Linked DNA regions of Homo sapiens: region 1 is linked to region 2. Evidence: chromatin contacts called from ENCODE Hi-C data. All regions are on one chromosome and are shown on one strand. The core of a region is the stretch at or near the end of the contact, and the rest is flanking DNA. Distances in the headings are between cores, read along the strand shown. Region 1 overlaps SEMA4D (semaphorin 4D). Region 2 has its middle 180 kb from the start of LINC03062.

Region 1 (3,814 bases), core at 1-2,500, 350 kb before region 2:
TCTGTTCAGCAGGGCTACTTGGGGGCTTTTCATGATCAAGTCCCAGACTTGCTCTTTCTCATCCAGGTCATGACCAGCCCTTTTTCGCTGCTGCTTTTTCATTTTCGCAGCAGAGGTGGGGAGGTACAAAACTAATTAGCGTCAACCAGTCTCCAAAGTGTATTCACAACACAAGGTCTCTATGTTGTGTTTAAAGAACCAAATGGTGGGCCGGGCATGGTGGCTCACGCCTGTAATCCCAGCACTTTGGGAGGCTGAGGCGGGCATATCACGAGGTCAGGAGTTCAAGATCAGCCTGGCCAACATGGTGAAACCCCATCTCTACTAAAAATATAAAAATTAGCAGGGTGTGGCGGCGGGCACCTGTAATCCCAGCTACTTGGGAGGCTGAGGCAGGAGGCTTGCTTGAACCCAGGAGGTGGAGGTTGCGGTGAGCCGAGATTGCACCACTGCACTCCAGCCTGGGTGACAGAGCAAGACTCCGTCTCAGACAAAAAAAAAAAAAGAACCAAATCGTGCCAACTAGAGCCAAAGGCTTAACTTCAACCCTTGCAGTCATGGGGGCACTTTCTCCACTTTCCACCTTAGACACGTGCTTTTGGGGTTCTATGTGCTTTTCTTAAATTTCAGAATCAGAACACCAGTCAAAAATGGAGAGTGTGACTCACCTTCCCCCACCCCCAAGAAAACTGCCACAAAACCGCACTGTGAGCCTGTTTCTTCCTCTCTTCTCTCAGATGCACTACGCTCTCAGGGACCAAGGACACTTTGTTCTAATCATGTTGAAGATGTAAAACAAAAATACTTAATTGTAAATTGAATTATTTCACCAAGATGCTACCTGTGAGAAAAAAGGAATGGCTGGAAATCCTGCCTTCCGACCTGGGTTTCGGATGATTATAAACAGCTGGGGTGGGGCTGAGGACCTCAGGGGCAAGGCAGCCACAGTTGGGGGTGGGGGGCAACACATTACAAGTCCAGCAGCAGGGCGCAGCCAGGCTGCCTCTGGCCACCTCCCCAATGCCCAGGATCTGGACAGGAAAAGACAGGAGTTCATCAATAAGGAGAGACCCCTCAGATGTGGGGTGCAACACCCCAGCTAGGAAGGGCAGCAACAGGTCCTCTCCCTGCAAGATCATGGGAACAAAGAAGAGGACAGGGACACTGAGGACAGGGTTCAAAACCCACTGGTCTCCCCAGAGTGAAGCACCCCCAGGGGAAACTGACAGCAACTCAGGCAGTCACAGAGGTCAACCATCAGAGAGGTGAGTGCTAGACAAAAACCACATCCTCATTCTTTGGGTCCATTAGGAAATGGGCAGGGTTGCAGGGGTCCCCCGCCTCCTGGAGAGGGCTGGATAAGCCTGAGTTACCACGGGGTGTGGGGGGAGGGTGCGGAGAGCACCCCCAGGGCGAGGGTCCTGCTCTCTGCTCAGCCCACAGTGACATCTCTAATGCAAGCATATGCTGGCTCTAAATTATATTAGCTTGCTTGCTTTATTTGGATGCATCTCTGTTTTTGACACCATGTCCTCTCTATAGCTATAAACATCTCGCATGCTTTACAAAGCACTGAGCACACAATAATTAACCAATACTCACTGACCAACCTGTCAGGGGCAAAGAGGACCAGCCCAGGAAGGGGGCACATTTCCACATATCACCCAAGAGCCTCTCACGCTGGCTCAGACCCACAGACAAGACTGGGAAGATCCGCCCACAGAATGTTCCTCCTTGCCCTCCATGACCAGATTCTCACTTTAAAAAGAGCCCTTAGTCCGGTGCATCCCGCGGAGAACAGACAAGAGGGGCCTAAGTCCCCAGGAAACCAGCACCATCCATCCGGTGAGATTGCTGGCCACTCAGCCCAGGGGTGATGGCTGCTAACGGGTCACTTAAAAAAAATGACCATGCATTAAAAACATTATTAAATCATCACTCACAAGAGAACCAAGGAGGTGTCACAATCCCTTCAGAGGGGAAGTCAAAGAATCACAAAAAGACATGGAGTTGGCTGGGGGAATGGGGATGGATTGGGCCATGATGGATTGATAATTAGGGGGCTTCCTTTTGGGGTGCTGGAAATGTCTTGGAGCTAGAGGTTGCACAACATTGCAAATGTACTAACTGCCATGGAACTATTCACTTTAATATGATTAACTTTATGTTATGTGAATTTCACCTCAAGAAAAAAATAATACAGAGTAAAAGAATATTGACATGAATTTCCAACGGACACAATACCAGCCTTTTCCATGGGGAGTCAATTGTCTCTCCAGGAGGCTGAACCCATTTGCACGTCTAGGGACAAGGATTATTTGCATTGCCTTCGGATATCTATGACTTACAGAGCTGTACAAAGACAGGTGAGCCCTGGGTGGCCCCAGTGCTCCATTCAAAGGCTGCCTATGCCCAAGTCCAAGGTGGAATGAGGAGAAGATGGAGTCCACAGGTTTAGGAGGAAACCAGCTTTAGCCGATGGGAAGGTGATGCTGCAGAATAAGGTGTGTCTAGAGATGGTGTCAGGAGTGACTCCTGCATTTCTTGGAGGCAGGGGGGAAGGTGGGCTCACTGGAGCACTGGGGCTTGAGGAGATGGTCCACCATGTGACACAGTGAGAAGCCGAGGTGTCCAAGGCACCATGAAGGGGCAGGACCACACAGGGTGCACGCCAGGCAGTTTGCAGCCCTGGCCTGGCTAGGGGCTTCCGTAGCACAGTGCCGCAGCTCCTGGGGCACACACCAAGGGATCAGGCACACGAAATGCTCAATGACACACACAAACATAATTTCCCCTGACTTGTACAAAAAATAGGGTGATCACTCCGCTCTGAGTTCCCACGTAGTGATGCAGACTCATTTTCAGAAACGCCTTTTCTTTCTGCCAATCTGGAATTCTTTCTGGGCTCCTCGAACACCTCTAAGAATCCACAACCTTAGACAGAGGGCTGCCTGGGGCCTTTCCCTTCCGGCTTTCCCCAGGCATCCACACCTACAACACCTGGGACACGCTAACACTCACAGGCCAGGTGAACACATGCTTGACTGCTCTCCATATGTACCGAGGGCTGCCCATGACCTCTGTGAGTGACCTTTCTGTCTAGACCATACGCAGTGCATCATCGAGGGAGCACACAGCCCCCGTGTGCACAAGGTCATGCTCCAGAAGCATCACTCACCTGCATGTGCACACTCTCAAGGCACAGCCAACTCCACTTTTCCACTGCAATTAGTACACAGTAATTATTACCCAAACCCAGCACATGGAAACATGGTCTGCAGCCTACATGGACTGTGTTTCCAGTGAGTTGTCCTTGTGTGCAGCAGGGAGGCGGCTACCAGGTCACAAGCATTCACCTCGGAGTGCACATGACGATGACCAATACGAGCCTGATGTCATTATCGGAGCCTCCTTCAAGGATGCTGCTCCCTCCCCACAGTGGTCTTGTTACTCTATAACTAGAAGTTTCTGAGCCACCAGCTCCAGAATGCAAGGCCCAAAAAGGGCCCTGTTACTCTTTTACAAGCAACCAGAGCAGAAACGAAAATGTCACCAACCTCCCAGAAAGAAACTGAATTATTCATCTGCAGCATTCACAGCCCCATGTGTGAAGTTAACGGGGGTTGTCCCCCTTGTTGTTCAGGCTGAAAAGTTTCCATGACTAGATGTGGGCACTCCTGTCCCAGCTCGTGTATCATGCCTGCCTCCTTCCTGGTGGCCACACAAGGACATGGGTACACGGCCCTTGCACTTGTATGAGCACGTGCCCACCCTTTCTCCTCACGTCCTCACATCCCCAGCTTCCCGGCTCCTT
Region 2 (4,407 bases), core at 570-3,069:
AGCCAACACTGCCTTGAACCACAGCTACATCAGGTGGAAACACAGCTCAGAGCAGTACCTGGTCACACAAGCTCCAGGGCAGTCTTGAGGGAATGGTCTGGAAAGTTTGAATGCACGTGGCTGTGCCGGGGTAAGGTGACCATGGCGGTATGGCTGCAGCTCCTGGGAACTGCCTGGGGCCAGGAGCTTTGACAGGTGAAGCTGCTCCCTTAGCAGAGTGTATACCACCTGTAGATCCTGCTGCCACTCAGACGCCCAGTGAACCCCCCAGCCCTGCCCAGGGCATTGCATCTGGGGGCATCCCGTGACCTCTCACATACCTTGTATGATGGTTAATTTCGTGTTTCAACTTGGCTGGGCCACAGGGTACCCAGATATTTAGCCAAACATTATTCTGGGCATGTGCGTAGGGTGTTTCTGGATGACACTGGCATTTGAATTGGTGGACTTAGTAAAGCAGGGGGCCTCCCCAAGGACGAGACCTCATCCAGCTCACAGAGATCCTAAAGAGAGCAAAATGGCTGAGTAAGAGGGAATATCCACCTGACTGCATGATCTGAGACGTGGATCTTCCCCTGTCTTCGGACTCAAACTGAACATCAATTTCTTGAGTCTCAAGCTTGCCAGACTTCAGTCTGGAAGTTTGAAGGGATTTCCACCTTGAAAACAGCAGATCTGGGGAAGTGTCAGCCTTCCTACTCATGTGACCCAGCTCTTCTTTCCCTGTGTTTACACACCCACTGGTTCTGTTTCTCTGGTGGACCCTAAAGAATACACTCAGTATTCTCCGCCATTGAGAGGCATGGCCCTCACGCCTCCTTCCTGCTTGGACTTGAGATCAAAAGGCAGAACTACCACCTGCGTTAATGCATCAGGATGTGATGGTGCACAAGGGCTGGTCCTCTCCTTGAACTGCCACAGCACCTGATAGCAGGCACCAGCTTTACAGGGGAGGCTGCCGCAGACTTAGTGAACAGCGTGGTACCATGTGGCAGGAACCACTGTGGGTTTAAGGGCTTGCATACATTTCACATCTCAGCAAAGATGTCCACATTCTCTGATGACACCTAAGATTAGCTTGAAGTTCTTGGAAGAAGCCTCAAATATTATCACCTAATGAAGTTTAGATGTATTTTAGATGGAGAGTTGAGAGTCCTTTTACCCCTTACCTGATTTGAGTCCTGGATGATCTCAGCAACATTGTTTCCTGGGGGCCTGAAAAAAAAAAAGGGAAAGATTGAGGTGGACTAAATTTTTATATTTAAGAGGCGCTCATGCATAGTGTGAGTGTGAAACAAAAAAGCCTGTCTAAATAAGCAAATAAAACAGTGGAAATCCATTTTTTAAACCTGAATGCTGGGGCCTGGGCGTAGTGGACATAGCAGCATTAACATTTGGAAAGAATGCTTGAAAACCCTTTCAAAAGAAGCCACGTAAGAGGTGTGTGCATGCACACACACACAGCCTGTTGATGCAATTTATGTGTCCACATTTAATTTCTAAAAAACCTTCCAAATTTGCAAGCACACAATGCTGTAAGTCCTAGAGCTTCTAGGGAGCTCCCCTTGCAAATCCGATGCTGAGGATCAGGCTTTTTTTTTTTTTTTTTTTTTTTTTTTTTCAGAGTGCTTTTAGAACACCGTGTAGGACAGGATGTAGAAATGGGAAACTCACTGGTGTTCTGGCGATACCACAGCCAGACTAAACTGAGCAGAGAATCACCTGCTTGCAATGTAGAATTTCAGAGGGAAGGCAGAGAACAGGCTGGTCTCAGCCTGATGGGGTGATGGGGAATGGAGTACTGTGCACTCCAGTCCCCGCCTGCAGCCTGGTGCCAGCCAGCTAGGGGCAGAAGACAGCCCTGCACTCAGCTCATCCTCTCTGCTCCCAGCTGGGCTCTTAGTTCACACTGGCTGATCAAGAGCTAATATGTCTCCTTTCCCTGAAATATAATGAGGGAAATGTGACTTTGGCTTTGATTCTTCCCTTCCATCTACTTCCTCTAACCAACAACAAAGCTCCCATTTCACTAATGGTTCCTGATGTGATCCGAGCCCCACTAAATAGTTTATGAGAAATGGCTATTTTTATGTGAGCAGAAAAGAGCAGTTCCTGGAAAGCTGGGGCAGCCCTTCATGTCTGGGCTGATGAGATCATCAGTCTCAGGAAGCCGCTGCTCTGCCGGGGCCATTATTCACTATGAGTGCTCCTGTGTCCACGGAAGCCATCCATCCGGCCACCAGGAGACATGGCCTGGGAGCACTGCGTTGGAGAGAGGCTGACTTACCTAAAGTCCGCTTTCCCTGCTTTCCTTGTTGTGACATTTAAGAACAACGTCCTGAACGTGAGAGAATGGAGAAAGGAGACTTTAATGGGGGGTTACAACTGGTTCTAACTGGGGTCCCTGGATCAGGAATATCAGCATTGTTAGAAATGCACATTCTCAGGCCCCATGGGCAGCACCGTGTGGCTGCTAAGGGCAGGGTCTCTAAGCTGTACTGCCTCTGGGCTTGCAGCCTGGCCCTGTCCCTCATTAGCCAGAGGATCCTACTGTGCCTGTCTCCCTGCTGGCAGAACGGGCATCAAATCTCATCCCTCTGTCCAGTGTTGCTGCAAGGATTACACAGGCATCTATGTAAAGCCACTGCAGCAGGTACTGTGTATTAAGTGCTCAATAAAATGGTCAGCTGTCTTGTGATGTCAGAATGCCAACAGGGTAAGTGGCAGGGCCTGTTTCTTCTCAGGGAGGTCACAGTCTTGGGCACCTTCGTGTCCATGGAGATCCCAGGCCTGTGTGAGCTGCAGGTTCTGCCCTCAGAGAGGTGGCTCTAGAAAACAAGCCAAGCTGAGCTCGTAAATCTCCTCCCTAGAGGGGCACCTGCCACATTAGGAGGCGCTCTATTTATGCGTTCATATGAGAGTGCTAAAAGCTGCTCTCACTCCTCATCCATCCCAGTGGTACAGGCCGAACAGTGCCCTCTCAGAAAGGATCTGCTGAAGTCCTAACCTCCAGCACCTCAGGATGTGACCCTATTTGGACATAGGGTCTTAGCAGAGGTAACTGAGTTAAAACAAGACTGTTAGAGTGGGCTGTAAGCCAATCTGGCTGGACTGCCTGTAAGAAGGGGAGATTTGGTCATAGACAGGTACAGAGGGGCATTGGGAGGAGATGGCCGTCTCCAAGCTAGGAAGCCACTCCCCACCACACACCAGATCTGCTGGTACCCACCCTGGCCCCCCGGCCTCCTGCACTGTGAGAAGTGACTGCCTGCCGTCGAAGCCACCCAGTCCCTGGTGATGAGTCTGGCAGCCGAGCTGAGCGACACAGCTGGAAATTCCCCGGCCTTTCTTTCCTCTCACTTCTCTGTTCTGTTGCCAGTGACATCTGCTCTGATGATCTATGGCCATGTGACAAACCACCCCAAACTTTAGTGGCTTAAAACAATATTAATCAGTTATTTTGCCCAGGAATCTGCAGCTTGGGCAGGACTCAGCCTGAACAGCTCTCCCTGCTAGCCCCTTGCCTGCTGTGTCCACTAGACGGGATGGGCAGATCCACTTCCAGGATGGTGCGAGCAAGCTGCTGCTCTCTGTGGTGGGATTGGTGGGAGCTGTGGCTTCCCCTCAGCATGAAACTGGGCTCCAAGAGCACATCTAGGAGACAGGATGTGGAAGCTGTTCTTTCCTAAAGTCTGGACCTGCTCAGAAATTGGCATGGTGCCCCGCCCTCACCATGTTCTATTTGTAGACAAGTCATGGAGCCCAGATGCAAGGAGCAGCAGGGAGATAGACTGCACCTCTCATGAGTGAGAGCCAGGGAGTTCGGGGCATGTTGAAAACCACTACATATCACTGACGAGGTTTTTAGGTGTGAGTTCCTGAGAATGTCATCCTTTCTCTGCCCAATTTTCAGCTTAAATGACAACCCTATGAGCAGGTACGTGGTACCCACTTTGTGCTCTGGGCAGTGCTTTGCACTTTGAGATTAGGAGAGAGATGTGGTCCCGACCCCCACATCATTCAGTAGCAGGGCCCACAGCCATAGCTTTTAAGCTTGTCTCTGTTCAAACAACATCATGAAAGGCCAACATTAAACAGACAGGCAAGGTTGGGAGCGTGGCGCAAAGGGTGGCCTGCCTCCCTTCCAGCTTCTTTCTTCTACTACGACCCCCAGGGAACTGTAGGCACAAACACTAGGTTGATGAAAAGTTATGAGCATACAAGCTCAGAGATCGGGGTTGGAATACTTAATCCACAGCTTCTGAGGTGCCCCTTGAGCAAGTCACTGAACCACTCTGACCCTCAGTTTCCTCTCCTGTAAAACAGGGTAATAAAAATATCTCCCTTCCTTGTCCATCATGAAATGTAAGCACAACCTTATGTCAAAAGAATGGCATTTAAAGGCCC

What was found. Hi-C counts contacts between places; a loop is a spot of excess contacts on that map. Pooled maps may share reads with other maps.
Region 1: a pooled map shows a loop between it and region 2 (4-fold over the local background). The contact joins two enhancer-like sites. A Hi-C loop is called at or near these places in 1 of 168 maps with a recorded cell type or tissue (breast epithelium), 1 of 37 single-sample maps with no recorded cell type and 2 of 50 pooled maps.

Annotation. Positions count from the first base shown.
Region 1 is chr9:89,463,446-89,467,259 of GRCh38, forward strand. All of the region lies in intron 1 of SEMA4D (semaphorin 4D), which reads right to left. Among named protein-coding and RNA genes, the nearest start is that of SEMA4D, 33 kb to the right of the region's middle. RefSeq lists a silencer at 372-441 and enhancers at 952-1,011, 2,200-2,896, 2,897-3,592. Within about 2 kb of position 1,251, at least 8 of the 41 ENCODE cell types and tissues checked have a DNase peak (open chromatin) inside an H3K27ac peak, as active enhancers do.
Region 2 is chr9:89,812,751-89,817,157 of GRCh38, forward strand. No RefSeq gene overlaps it. Among named protein-coding and RNA genes, the nearest start is that of LINC03062, 180 kb to the left of the region's middle. RefSeq lists enhancers at 3,202-3,311, 3,362-3,461. Within about 2 kb of position 1,820, at least 3 of the 41 ENCODE cell types and tissues checked have a DNase peak (open chromatin) inside an H3K27ac peak, as active enhancers do.